3 separate regions of the Homo sapiens genome follow, and regions 1 and 2 are each linked to region 3. The links are chromatin contacts, found by Hi-C or POLR2A ChIA-PET in ENCODE. All regions are on one chromosome and are shown on one strand. Each heading gives the region's core, a stretch centred on a gene start or an enhancer-like site at or near the end of the contact. The rest is flanking DNA. Distances are from core to core; before and after follow the strand shown.

Region 1 (4,490 bases), core at 491-2,990, 170 kb after region 3:
CCCAGATGACAGGTGTGCTGTTCATCCATCAGGAAAAAGCAGTTAATAAGTACACCTGTGGCTGTTCACCAGCCTAACATGGCCTTGTGCCCTGACAGTAATGTTCAGGGTAAGTCCATTTCTCAGGGAGGCAAGCAGAAGTCACACACAGACACCAGGCGACAGGTTCCTACAGTCACAGGCCACTCACTGCCCATGGTTTCCTGCTGCCTCTACAGAGGGGCAGACTATATGGTGAGCCCACTTCATAGCTTCCTCTGCTCTCTTTGAAGGGAGCATGTGCCAACCATCGCGCTGCTGACCTACTCTTTCCTAATAGCCCATACATGTGCCCCACCCCTCCTGTCAGTCAGAAATGCAGCCTCTGGTGCGTGTGGTATGGACCGCCCAGGGCCTCTCAGGAGTGGAGCCTGTTTCCCCTGCCCCAATATCCTTTTCTCCCTGTCCCTGAAGACAGGAAGGTTTCCTTGCTTTTCATGTACAATCAATCACTGCCGGCGGAGCCCTGGGATTCCAATACAGACGGCCTGTGTAGACATGGGTCATATGATCTGCTGGGGCTCAGGGGCAGTGTGGGGGTGATGAGATACTGACCTGGTGGACTGTCAAGGGCTCATGGGAAGACAACCCTTCATCTCTGGGGAGGCGTGGCTGGGCCTCTGGGGAGGGGCAGGAAGGGGTCAAGGTGGACCTTGGAGAAGGAAAGGTATCTCTTATCCCTTCCCATGCCCAAGTATTTCCCTAGGGGCCAGGCCTTCCAGGGATGGTGCATGGTGGTGACTGGGTGTGGGGGTGCAGGAGAGCCCTCGTGGGGTGCTGGGTGACTGTGTGGTCTAGGCAGACCAGCCTCATCTGAGTGGTGGCAGTGAGGGGTCTGGCAGAAGAGCCAGGGTGCCTTAGGCTAGTTTTCTACATTTGACTTCTCTCTCCTCTCAGGTTCCTGGGGGAAGCCAAGGTCCCACTCCGAGAGGTCCTCGCCACCCCTAGTCTGTCCGCCAGCTTCAATGCCCCCCTGCTGGACACCAAGAAGCAGCCCACAGGGGTAAGTGCCCATCAGCCTCTGCCAGGTTAAGGTCCAAGGCATTGCCAGGTGGCTTCCTCTTTGGGCCTTGCCATTCTGACCCCAGACATGCATCTGACTTCAGCTCCCTTGAAGCAGGCCTGGCCCTCCCTGACCAGAGTTTGCAGTGTCTGGAGGGGCACTGGACTAGGGGAGATGGGAAGGGCAGAGGGAGCCCTGACCCCACCTGCAGGGCTCAAGTCAGCCTTGGCTCGCAGCAGCTTGGCCTGCCCCTTGGTCTGGTGCTGCCGGTCTGGCCACCTCCTGTCCCCAGCTTCCTGGTCAGCCTTGGCTATAGCCCACCTAGTCTCCCTGGCAGACCTCCCCTCCTCCCTCACCATCCAGCCCTCTTCTCCAGATTCAGAATCTCTGAACCATCTGGGTCACAGGGCATGAGGGATGGAGGGAAAGAGCCCTCTCCCCTGCCCACCAGGACCCTCTTCCTTTTCCTCCGTTGTTCTTCCTGCCCCTCCCTGGCCTTCTCAGTGCTCCCCCCAAGTCCAATCAGACAATTCCCAGCCCTCCTCTCTGCCTGTTATTTTTAGTGAGCTAAATATACCCTGTAGGGTTCTCTCTTCTTGGTAGAATTCCTGACCTCTCCTGTGGGTTAGCCCCGCCTTCCAGGATGTACCAGGAACCATGGATTGGAACTACTTCCGCCCTGTGAGGCCTGGGGGATTCAGGCCCTGACTTGTCTCAGACAGGGCAGTGGTACTGCCCCGTGGCGGGTGTGTGAGGCCGGGGCTCCTGGCTGGCTGGGTGAGTCAGGAAGTAGCCGGTCTGGGCAGATCTCTGAATGGAACGAGACTGGATGCTGAGACCTAGAGAAAAGGAACCACTGAAGTCACATAGTCAGTGGCTGTTCCCATGGGGGCCTGGACCAGGAGCTCATCCCCTAGACCCTCTGGTGGAATGGCTGTGGATGGACTCCTGGTTCACTGAACTCTCAGTCTGCTGCCCTCTCGGTGCTGGACTTTGCTCCCAAGGGGTCTTAGGCTGGGGATGGCTGGGCTGCTCCCTTGATGGAAGATGTCACTTCCCAGGAAAGTCCATCTGTTTCCCACACAGGGCTCACTGGCAGAATGTTCTGGTTTAGAGCAGTATTCACTGAGCCTGTCTCCATCACCCTGAGTCCCCTCTCATCCTCCGTTTCAGCCTCCTGTCTCTTAACACTCCCTGTGGTCAAGGAGGACCCCAAGGAGTTCTGGAACTACCCCTTCAGGGGTCCTGAGGAGGCTCAGACCCAACCCTCAAGGCATGGGACACAGATGGAGGGATGATAGGTATCAAGGCAGCTGGCGAGAGAAAGCCTTGGGGTCAGGCTTGGTTCTCACTTCCTTGCTGGGACACCAGCATCTCTCCACTCCAGCTCTGTGTGCATCCATGACTCTGGTGTTTCCTGCCCTTCGGTCCCTTCCAACCTCAAAGGCCTGTCCAGCCCCGAGGCAGAGTTTTCCATAGCTGGTCCCTATTCATGAGCCGTGTCAGGCTGGAGCCATCCCCTCCATACCTCCCTTCGCCTCCTCCTGCTCCTTGTTCCCACACTGTCTGGGCTTCATGTTTACCAGCGGGGAGCCTGCTGCCTTCTCTTCCCTGGCTGGGGATTCCTGGCTGTCTGCAGAGCTTTACAATCCTTCACCAACCGTGTCTCCAAAAAGAGTGTGTGAGATCCAGGAGGTGGCGGATGGGAGAGAGTGCTGGACCCTGCTGGGTTGAGCCCCACTAGCTGAGCACAGGCTGGAAATGGAGTTGGGGAGCCTCCTCCCTGTTGCCCAGGAGGCAGTCCTCACCTGTACAGAGGGTCTAGGACTAGATTCTAGTCCATGTGATGGCATTAAGGTCACAGTGCAGCCCCAGACAGGTCATATGTCCCTTTGGGCTGGGGCTTCCTGCCTGGGACCTGGGCTGGCTGCACTGTAGTGCGAGGCAGGGATAACTGGGGGTGTGCTGGGCAGGGACAGACAGCCAACAACATTGAGGGTTCTCGCTGGCCGCTCACTGAGACCTCATTTCTGAGCTAAGCCCAATCAGCAGAGCATGCCAGGTGCCCCCATTTCATTGTAGCTCTCAGTTGCCTCTAAGGGCCAAAGAACCTGCTGATGGGGTGATACGAGTGAACACAGAGCCAGTGGGATCCTTAGGAAACTCTGGCAGACTGAGAGGCGTGGGGGAGGCCGGGAGTCCTGCCGCAGGCTGACTGCAGACCCCGTTTGCCTTTTGCTCAGTGTTCTCACCCAAGTCCCTTCAGATATAGCACGCTGGGCTGTGTGCCATGGAGGATCTGGCTATGTGCCAAATCTACCCTCTGACAGCTGCTAGGTTGATGGGGAAAACACTCCCCCAGTCCTGGAGGAACCTCCAGGCCATGGGGATTTAGGACACACATGGAGGAAAAGAAGCAGCATCCTCTCAGATGTATTTTAAGAGGAGCTCACTCAGGAAGGTGTGGATACATGGAGAAAACTCAGTCGGCATCACCCGGGCCTTAAAGCCAGAATCGGATCACAAAGGAGGACAAGAGCCTACGAAGCCCAGTGGTGTGTGGGTCAGGGAAGCCAGGAGGGCACTGTGTGTTGGGAGCGGGGACCTGAGGCGGGCAGGACAGTGCTCAGTGAGTCCCTGAGCTTTCTTCAAAGGTTTGGAGCTTCTGCCAACCAACCCTGTATCAGCTCAGGGCCACAGCTACCCTCTGCCTGCTTCTGGAGGTTGTCTGAGGGAGAGGTTAGTGAGGGCCACGCACATATCAGGCCTGTCTTGTCCACACGGGACACATGTGTTAGGGGAGGTGAGAGTGGGCTGGTCTGGGTTTTGGTTTTGATGAGCTCAGTGTTGGAGAGCTGTGGTCGAGGAAGTAGGTGGCGCACAATGGGCTGGGCATGGCAGGGTGGGCGAAGGACCCCAGAGCCTGACCACATAACCTGGAGGAGGGTCACAGCCAGGGAGGGTCTGAGGAGGTCATTCGCCTTCAGTTTCCTGAGCCCTCTTAGCCTGGGGCAAGACAGGAGTCTCAAGTTCTGCTGATCTCGTTGATTGTGGGCCCCAAGGCAGCAGACGAGGGCGACCGAGGTTACCCTGCTCCAGGGCAGCGTGTTTGGTGGACACACGATTGACTGACAATGGCCTTGTGCGTGGAGAACCCTGGAGTGCTGCTGAGTTGGAGACTGAGGACCTGGGCTGTCAGGCGCGGGACCCGTGACGTGGAGGACCTTGAGGAAGGTCCCACTGGGAGCTCTAGGCCCAGGTTGTGTAGTCCGGGAGAGCACAGGGCTCACATATATCCCCCAGGAAGAAAATCTTAGCTCTATTTGTCTAGAGAAGGAGACAGGGGTTGAGCTGTGATGTCATGGTGAGGGTACAAGGTCCTGGTCCTGGGTGGGGCCCACTGACACGCCCACTTTCCCTTAAGAGCCTCAGCAGAGCCAAAGAACTT
Region 2 (4,389 bases), core at 1,524-4,023, 130 kb after region 3:
ATCAAATGTCCGCCTCATCTTGAGGGGAGAAGAGAAGGGTAGAGCTGGGAGGAAGCAGCAAGGGTCCAAGCAGCTAGAGAAGGCGTTGTGATGAGAACAGGCTCAGACTCTCCTCTCTTTCCTTTTCCCCACCCCCATGCTCATCCTAGCTCTGTCCTTTACCGACCTTCCACTTCTTGGGAGCTGTAGATGTGGTTGCCACCCTCTGTGGTCTCTACCCCTTGACTGGAAGCTCCCTGAGGGCAGGGATGTGACTTATTCCCAGCAAGTCAGAGGTGATGGGTGAATGTTTATTCTTTCAGTCCATCATTTAGAAAGAATTTATGGAGACCATGCTTTGCACCAGGTGCTGTTTCAGGCACTGAGGAAACAGCAGTGGACAAAACAGACAAAAACCCCTGGCTCCTTGGAGCAGACATTCTGATGGGGAAGACAGAAAACAATTAAGACACATGTGCTATACAGTGATTGGTGCTAGAGAAGAAGCCTGAAAGGGAGATGAAAGAGGGAAAGTTGTGGTGTTCAGTTGTGTGGCCGGGTTGGTCTCACTGGAGTTGATATCTGAAGGAAAGGAAGACATGCCAGCCAGAGGGAACAGCTGACAGAGACCCTGGGGAGGCGCTGGTCTGGCCTGTCTGGGGAACAGCTGGAAGGCTAGCATGGGTCCTGGGGAGGTCAGAGAGGTCAGCCAGGGCTTTCAAGGTCACGTAAGGGGAGAGTGGCTGGAGAGGAGGTCAGCGAGGTCAGCCAGGGCTTTCAAGGTCACGTAAGGCCTTTGAGTTTTGCACTGAGTGAGATGGGAGCCAACGGAAGACTTTGAGTAGAACCAGGTCATGAGAATTGAATTGAGGATAGACCATGGGGACAAGGGCAGAGCAGGAGACGCATTGGGAGTCCATGGAGTCGATTAAATGACTCAGGCAAGGGATGACAGGCTTCCACTGGGGGCAGTTACAATGGAGATGGTGAGATATGGTGGGATTTTGGACATATTTTGAAGGAGAGTGGGAGGGGGATTTGCAGTTTTGGTGACCTGGTGGGGTTGAAGGTGTCACTGGGTGGGTTCAAGAGAGAATGGAGGAGGGAGATTGGAGACAGAAAGTATGGAGAGCTCCTTCAAAGGGCATTGTTGTGAAAAGGGAGAAATGACCAGTAGCTGAAGGGGATGTGGGGTCAACGGTGTGCTTTCTTGAGAGCAATAACATCATGCTTGTGTGCCGATGGGATGATCCGGTAAACAGGGGAACTTGGTAAGGCAAGAGAGTGAGAGAATCACTGCAGGCTCACCACTGAATGGGCGAGAGGGGATGGGGTCTATGCCCAAGTGTCCAGTTGTTACCAGTGGGGAGTACGGGTGATTCATTTGTAGGAACAGGAGAGAACTCACAGGATTTGGGCACAGATGCCGAGGGCGGGCGTTAGAAGGAGACTGGGGACCTGAAGAAGTTCTCTGCTCCGTAAAGAGGAAGCAAACTGAGAGTGAGGTTGGGCGATGGGGTGTCCTAGGGGCATCCGGGAGACAGGGAGACAAGACATATAGTATGATTGCCCCCAGCAGTGAGGGCTCGCTTGAGTTAAGGGTCATGACTACAAAAGGCACCACTCAGGCCGGCTGTGTTACTCTCCAACACAGCACTGGTTGGGGGCAGGTGTGGAGGAGGCGGAGTTGGATTCGCCAGGGTTATGGCTTAGCCCTGTGAGAATGCTGTATCCCTCAAAATAAGAGAGGGGAAAGGGAGTTGAGATTTTGCGCAGCAGTGCGTTTAGGCTGAGTGAGCAGGTTGGTTAGTGAGGACTTGGGCGGTGGGAAGACGGACAGTGCCCTGACAGGGGCTAGGTGCTGGAGTGCTGGGGGATAGAAGTGCGAAGCCAGGGCCCCTGTGTCAAGAAGTTCATACGCTGGAAAGGAACCAGACATAATAAGCGAAACGACTGTCACCGTTCATGGCTTACACCTTGAACAGCTTTCCACTGTGGAGACTAGGGAGTGTAGAGATTGTTGGGGATGGGGGACTTGCAGGGGACAGAATGGGCCGCAGCTGGACCCTAGTTCTCCAGGGAACGCAGTATGATTTGAATACAGATCTCTGCCTCCAGAGATGAGTGACTCGACACCGCTGCGGAGAAGGCTCCGAGGAGGGTTGGTGGGGACTCGAACCTCGGAGTCTCTCCCGACCCGGGGGTCCCAGCAAACCAGAACGGCCACCTAGACAGCCTGCGGACGGGAGAGGACCGGCTCCCTGGCGCAGATCATGGGGCAGGTGGAGAGAGGCGAGAGGCAATGAGGCGGGGGGCTCGGGGTGCACGGCACGCTCCGCACACTCCCCCTTCAGCGCTCACTCAGACTTGGTTTCCCCGAAGACACACTCTCGTCCCCGCCGCTGATTGCCCACTCCTTCCGCCTGCACTCCTGCCTCCTTCTCACCCTTTCGTCGAGCGCACAGGGCGGCTGCCAAGTCGGCACCGGTGCGCACCGGGCCCGGGATCCCTGGCTGGTGTGGAGCCTTGGTCACCGGAGGCCCCCGCGGAGCAGGCCCCACGGCGCCTTGTGCGCTCTCGGAGGCCGAGCTGCGCGCCCGCGTCAGCGGCGCCTCGTTCCTGGCCGGGAGCTGGGACCCGCGGAGCTAGGGACCAGCACCCCCACAGGCGCCCGTCTGACCCCTGTCCCTCCCCGCCCGCCGCGGGCAGGGCGGATCTGGGTAGGGGCCGGAGGGGGAGGGTCCGCCCAGCGGGTGTCCGGTGTCCTCCCTGCAGCCTCTCCCAGGCATTGGTCACTTCTCCGCGGAGGAGCAGCGAAGGCGACAGCTCTCTTGGCGCGGCTGCCTGGGAGCCGGGCGCTTGCTGGGTGGGTGCTCGGGCCCGGTGCTCCCGCTCCCGCCCTGACTGCGCGCCTGTGTGCCGCCGGGGCTGCCCAGCCATGCTGTGCTGCCTGCTGGTGAGGGCCAGCAACCTCCCCAGTGCGAAGAAGGACCGGCGCAGCGACCCTGTCGCAAGCCTGACTTTCCGAGGTGAGAGCCCCGTGGCTGCCGCGCCCATGCTCGGGTGCTACCCGACTCTCGGCGCTCACTGGCGGGTCTGAAGCCCCTGCTCCGGAGCTAACCCTAGTCCAGGCCACAGTTTCTCCCTTTGTCAGCAGGGACGGAAATCCCAGCCCCGACTTCTGCAGGGGGGCGATGAGGAATAAGCAGAGCACAATAAATGCCACAGGGCTTTGAAAAATTGGAAAAGCGAAAGTGCCGTAGGTCAGCGGTTATCACTTTTCTAAGACTGACACCCAGAGGAAATAAAGTCCGAGCTTTTACTGGGTAGTGGGGATAAGGGTAAGTTGGAAGATGGGTGCAGAAGGTAGAGAGGAATCAGGGCCTCTGAAAAACGGGGCGTGTAGATGATGTGCTTTGAAAGTTGTGTCTTTTTTCATTCATTCATTCATTCATTCACCCATCTTTATCCAACATTGGCTGTATTGAATCTGCCCCGTCTTAATCAGTAGGAAAAGGAACAGAATAGGATGGAAATGGCCTTGACACAAGGAGTTTTGAGGAATGTCAAGGATATTTTCTCTAAATTCAAGAAGCTAAGTCCCTACATGTAGTGCTTAGAATACATACAGGTATTTCTGTGTGGGGCAGCAGAGAAATCACACACACACTCCTCTTCTCACCAGGCGTCCTGAACCCCCTCCCCCAACCCCTCCAAGGCAGATTCCCACTGGAGCGGGTGTCTCAGGAGGGGAAAGGGAAGAGGAAGGATCTGTCAAAATTAAGAGAAGGAACAATAGCTGTGAGTCAGGACCCCAGTTCTGCAGAGAAAGATAAATCAGGAGAGGAAAGAGGGTTTCCACTTAGCCAGGAGCCATACCCTGTAGCTTTGTGGAATCGATAATAATAATAATAAAAATCTACGTATCAGAAAAGATAGTCAAATGAAGAAGGAAGAGTAGCTGGTGTTTTCATAAGCCTCCTTCAGTGCAGGCACCAAGGGAACTCTTTTCAGTCTGACCCATGATCTGAATCATATCTCCAAGCACCCCCAAGATAATGATAGATGAAAGACATGATTTGGCAAAGGGAGATTTATGTGTAGCTTTTATTCTTTGCTGTGGGACAAGTTATATGTATTCCTCTTTTGAAAGATGTGATTTGAAACGTTTAAGAAAATTTCACTATTTTCATTGATTGGTGACATGCCTGGGAGTTCACTATGCAAGAGCAACTTCAAGACAAAGTCTTTCCTTCTCCAGTGTCCACCTGATGCTGCCTAAGGCTTTGCTATGCAGAAATTGCGGTGTCACCATTGGCTGGAAAAGAAATTCCCTAAGGACACTGGGCAGGGCACACATTAGCATAGGGCTCTGGATGCTCTAACACTCGTTTGGGTCTGCTCACAGCT
Region 3 (4,850 bases), core at 1,973-4,472:
TTGCTTTTTAAGGGGAAGATATATTTCAATTATGTGAAAAAGGATGGTTTACTTAACAGCTGGAACCTTCATGATTGCCTTTATTCATTTGGAAGAAAATGAAGCTAGATCTACCTCATACCATAAAAATTATGTTAGATTGATTAAACATCTAAATGTAAAAAATAAAATTGTGAGGTTGTAAACAAAAGTGAACAATTATGAACTGTGAAGTTTAGATAACTCAGGAGAATTTTGTGTAATTTCTGGGTGTGTATGCTTCAAGGGAGTGGGATGAAAAGAAGACTCAGAAGTCATAAATGAAAAGATTGATAGATTTGATTTCATGACCATTTAGTTTATAATAGCAAAAGATAGAAACAAAATTTCAGTGAGGAGAAACTAATTGCCACATATTTGACAAATATATAGTGAGAGCTACCTCCTGATAAGAGACAATCACTTCACTAGAAATATGCACAAATAATATGAAAAAGAGTTTTTTTAAATGAAGAAATACACATGGCTCCTGCCAAAGCCTGGGCACGGGAGCCTGGCTGGGAGTTCACCCTCGGCCCCTTTGTGTTGCCAGTTTATTATCACCAGATAAAACAGTTAAATGGAGACTTAAAAAAAAAAAGAAAGAAATACACCTGGCTAGTAGATATGAAAAGATGCTTGACAGTGACACACACACACACACGCACACACACACATACACACCATCAGAGTCATTCATTCTTTCAAGAAATATTTGCTGATTTTCTACTGCGTACCAACTATCATTCTCTGTATTGGAAATAAAGCAGTGAAGAAAACAGACAAATATCCCTGACCTCAGGGAGCTTACATTTCTAGTGGAGGAAGATGGAAAAGAAACAAATAAATAAATTATTGGTATATCAGAAGGTGATAAGTGCTGTGCAAATAAATAAAGCCATATAAGGGGCCCACATAAAGGAAATGAAAGAAATTTCATAAGTTACTTTGCCTAACTCTAGGGAAATGTTTGAAAATCTAGATGAAATGGATGCTTTTCAAGCAAAATATAAATTACCAAATTCATTGTGGAAGAGAGAGAAATTCTTATCCAACTAAATATCATAAAGTATCAAGAGAAAATTAGAGAAGAACAACTCTCAGAAAAAGCACCAAACAAGATATTTCAAAGGTGAATTATTTCAAACTTTAAAGAACAGGTAAGTCCAATGATATTTAAAGTATTTCAGGTTTGAGAAAGAAGTGAGTTTGTAGGGAAATGGTTATTTTCTTTTTTTTTTTTTTTTTTTTTGAGACAGAGTCTGACTCTGTCACCCAGGCTGGAGTGCAGTGGCGTGATCTCGGCTCACTGCAACCTCTGCCTCCTGGGTTCAAGTGATTCTCCTGCCTCAGCCTCCCGAGTAGCTGGGATTACAGGCGTGCACCACCACAGCCAGCTAATTTTTATATTTTTAGTAGAGATTGGGTTTCACCATGTTGGTCAGGCTGGTCTTGAACTCCTAACCTTGTGATTCACCTGCCTCAGCCTCCCAAAGTGCTGGGATTACAGGCATGAGCCACCTTGCCCTGCCTATTTTCTTACATATTTAGTGGAAGTGACACTTTGTAGAAACTTTTTGGGAAGTTTTTCTACAACACCTATTAAAATTAAATGTATGTACACACATATACATTTAATCTAGCATTCCCACTATGATGATTCTAGCCTTTAGAAATTAAAGCATAATTTGGTAAGTCTTTGTATACAGCAGTGTTTGCAGTAGCAAAAAGACTGGAAACAACTTCAGTGTTCAACAACAGGCTGAATAATTGCTGAGGCAGCTATACTATGAATATTATACAATTATTTAAAAAAGGATTATATGGTTTACTTGGAGAAATGTCAGTAATCAGAAAAGCAAATAGCTAATGTGTGAAAAAAGAAAACATTTCCTGTTACATGCAAATAATGTGTTTGTATGAATATAAAGAAATGTATGGAAGGAAACTTATCAAATGTTAACATGGGTTATTTGGTGTTTAGGGGGAGCTTGTTGGCTTTTTCTTTGTTGTTTTTGATTTGTTGTCCCTAGCAGGATTTTTGGTTTGAAATGAAAATCCGATAAGATATCTTTTTAAAACGACTTTTCTTTTTAGTCTTTCAAATGCTTGTTTTAATGTGAATAAAAGAAATGCATTTGCTTGAGTGCTAGGTAAAACCGATGTGTGAGACTCAGGGTGGGTGGTGTGATTTGTGTGGTATGCATACGGCAGGGCTTGTAGCTTTACCAGATTTTGAACAATGACTGGGTTTTCATATTGGTGTAGTACAGCCACCTCGAGAAGATAAAACATTGCATAACACAGTTCTTTAACGTCTGTCATCCCAAGGTTTTCCATGGGTAAAATGGAGATTACAAATATCTACCACACAGATAGGGCTTTTTATTGTGAAATGACAAAAGGATTTTCAGAGTGTTAAAGTTTTAGCTGAATAGCTTTGGTTGAATTCTACTTTACAGTTTTGAGTAGCTATGACACACATCATTGCCATAGGGATCAAAAGGTGCAAGGTGACAGGATAAAAGCAGGCAAAATCTTGACCATACAAAGCATTATATTAACGTGCTAGGCGCGAATATAACCTGTTATAATATAATGTTGTTATTATTATTTGAGATGGAGTCTCACTCTGTTGCCCAGGCTGGAGTGCAGTGGTGCAATCTTCCCTCACTGCAACCTCCGCCTCCCGGGTTCAAGCAATTCACCTGCCTCAGCACCCCCTAGTAGCTGGGACTACAGGCGCGCGCCACCGGCTATTTTTTGTGTTTTTAGTAACGGGGTTTCACCCTGTTGGCCGGGCTGGTCTCGAACTCCTGACCTCAGATGATCCACCCACCTCGGTCTCCCAAAGTGCTGGGATTACAGGCGTGAACCACCGCGCCTGGCCATATAATGTTATTATTGAAGGCACAAATGATCAGGGAAGACTTCATGAAGGAGGTGAGACAATATAGGTCTTAAAAGGATGAGCGGTTTGGAGAGGACAGGCACAGAACCAGCAAAAGAGTGAAGACGGCGCTGGAGTTTTTTTTTTTTTTTGCCGCACGCCTTCGCCGCCACCACGCGGGAGCGCCCCTTCCGGGAGCCCGCTCCGCCCGGCTCTTCTCGGGCTTCGGGCGAGCGCGGTGCCAGCGGTACGCAGGCGCCGGGAGCCTACGAGGGCTCGCAGGAGCTGGGAGGCGCGCATGCGTGCAGCTCTTTGGAGGCGGTAGCGTTTTCGGCGTCGAGACTGGAGGCTGAGTGCTAAACTGTGTGGGGCGCGGATGGGATCCAGCTGTTAGTCGGGTAGGCATAGGTAGGACCGCTGCCCTGTGGGGAGTAGGGGGTTGGAAGGCGGAGGCCGGTATCGTGGGGGTCCTGAGCCCTTCCTGTGAGATCCGGGCCGACTATTGTATCTGTGTCGCAGCGGCTCCGCACAAAATGGCGGCGGGCAGACGGCGGGGGCGGGAGGAGGTTGGGGGACCCCCGGGATGGGAAGGGAAGCTGTGCTGTGCTGCCCTGCTCCGTCGTTTATTCACTTCGCTACCCGGGAGGGCCCGTCCGGGTACTCGTGAAGGACCCTGCCTCGAGAAGAGCTGCCTGACGCCGTTGCACTGGGCCGAGGATCGTGAAGAGCCCTTTGGCGAGGCCGAGGCGGCCCCTTCCCCAGCAGCGCCCGGCCTGCCGAGGCTGCGCTGGGCCTGACAGCCGAGGAAGCGGTGGTGAGGGAATGCCGAGCAGGGAGGAAGCGTTCCCGTCGGGCCCGAAGAGGCGGTGGAGTTTGAGCCGAGCCCTCTGACCAGCGACATTGTGCAAGAAGCGTGGAGAGAAGAGCGTGTTTGTGTTTGGGGTTGGGGAGGGGGTGTCGGGATGAAGGAGGGAATGTTAGGATCCAGCGGCTTTTCCGGGCTGGTGTTCTGTGCTGCGTAGTGCAGGTATGAAACCAAAGAAAATATCACCTCTGTGGGAGACTGAGGACTCATAAATGGTTGTGATACCTAACAGTATTTCCAAATTTCTCAGAGGAATTGTGAAAACAGAACGTTAGTGAATTGTTTTTGTGTGATTCTTAGCTTGGGCCCCGTTCTCTTAAAGGAAGGGGGAATGTATATATCACAGACTGGAATCCTTGAGAACGTTTGAAATAGATCTTTTGTTGTTTGAGGTAATTGTTAATGAGGGATACTTCAGTATTACAAAATCATGGATTGAGCTATAGAGTGAAGGCTACCTGAAGCTAATTTTTCTTAATCTTAAAATTTGTCCTTAGGCGAAGTTTGGGGCCAGGACCAGAAATTGTAGTAGTTTAAAGGAGTCCCGATGAAAAACTTGTCACCAGGATCCAGCGATTTATGTTCAAGTACTTTTTCCAACGAGCTCTGGAATTTTGCACAAAAAATTTTCTGCTTTTTCCCCTCATTTGTTGTAAAGGATTATTTTTTCAGGGATGTTGTGCTTGCTGGTTCAGATTTACAATTAAAAATTGATAACCTGGAGAAAAGGATTGACCAAAAAAAGGTGAATTTAAGGAAGTTTTCGGAGAAAAACAAACATGTAAATGACATTCAAATAGCTTTAAATTTTGTTAATGATTAGACATTTGAGACTTAGTGGACTTATGTTGCTGTCTTTTAAAAAAGTTTGACAGCATTTTATATTTTATTTTGTACTCCATATTCTGTAATATGTACTTCTAAATAATTACAGGGCGTCCCAGCATGTTATACATTAAAATATGCTGGGCCATTCCTTCCTTGGGGATTTATTTGTCTTGGAACCAAGAAAGGGTAAATATAACAGTTGGAAGAAATCACAAAATCTTATTCGTTTTTATTAACTAGTTTTCATAA

Evidence for each region. Hi-C counts contacts between places; a loop is a spot of excess contacts on that map. ChIA-PET counts read pairs that join two places held with the same protein, here RNA polymerase II (POLR2A). Pooled maps may share reads with other maps.
Region 1: a map of endothelial cell of umbilical vein shows a loop between it and region 3 (2.7-fold over the local background). The contact joins the enhancer-like site here to the promoter of ZNF638 in region 3. A Hi-C loop is called at or near these places in 2 of 168 maps with a recorded cell type or tissue (endothelial cell of umbilical vein and mammary epithelial cell) and 9 of 50 pooled maps. POLR2A ChIA-PET finds 5 or more read pairs at or near these places in 5 of 52 experiments (A549, HEK293, K562 and 2 more).
Region 2: a loop to region 3 is called in a pooled map, with 3 times the contacts of the local background. The contact joins the promoter of DYSF here to the promoter of ZNF638 in region 3. A Hi-C loop is called at or near these places in 6 of 168 maps with a recorded cell type or tissue (chondrocyte, endothelial cell of umbilical vein, gastrocnemius medialis and 3 more) and 4 of 50 pooled maps. POLR2A ChIA-PET finds 5 or more read pairs at or near these places in 11 of 52 experiments (A549, AG04449, H1 and 6 more).

The regions. Positions count from the first base shown.
Region 1 is chr2:71,502,278-71,506,767 of GRCh38, forward strand. DYSF (dysferlin) reads left to right here. Exons shown (of 56, transcript NM_001130987.2): 4 at 937-1,042. Among named protein-coding and RNA genes, the nearest start is that of DYSF, 38 kb to the left of the region's middle. RefSeq lists enhancers at 1,030-1,529, 4,276-4,490 and a silencer at 3,222-3,516. Within about 2 kb of position 1,741, at least 11 of the 41 ENCODE cell types and tissues checked have a DNase peak (open chromatin) inside an H3K27ac peak, as active enhancers do; they include endothelial cell of umbilical vein, where a contact is called at or near this core.
Region 2 is chr2:71,463,926-71,468,314 of GRCh38, forward strand. It overlaps DYSF (dysferlin), which reads left to right and starts at 2,774. Exons shown (of 56, transcript NM_001130987.2): 1 at 2,774-3,008. The coding sequence starts at 2,918.
Region 3 is chr2:71,328,560-71,333,409 of GRCh38, forward strand. It overlaps ZNF638 (zinc finger protein 638), which reads left to right and starts at 3,223. Exons shown (of 28, transcript NM_014497.5): 1 at 3,223-3,316. RefSeq lists enhancers at 2,816-3,503, 3,504-4,189 and a silencer at 3,023-3,232.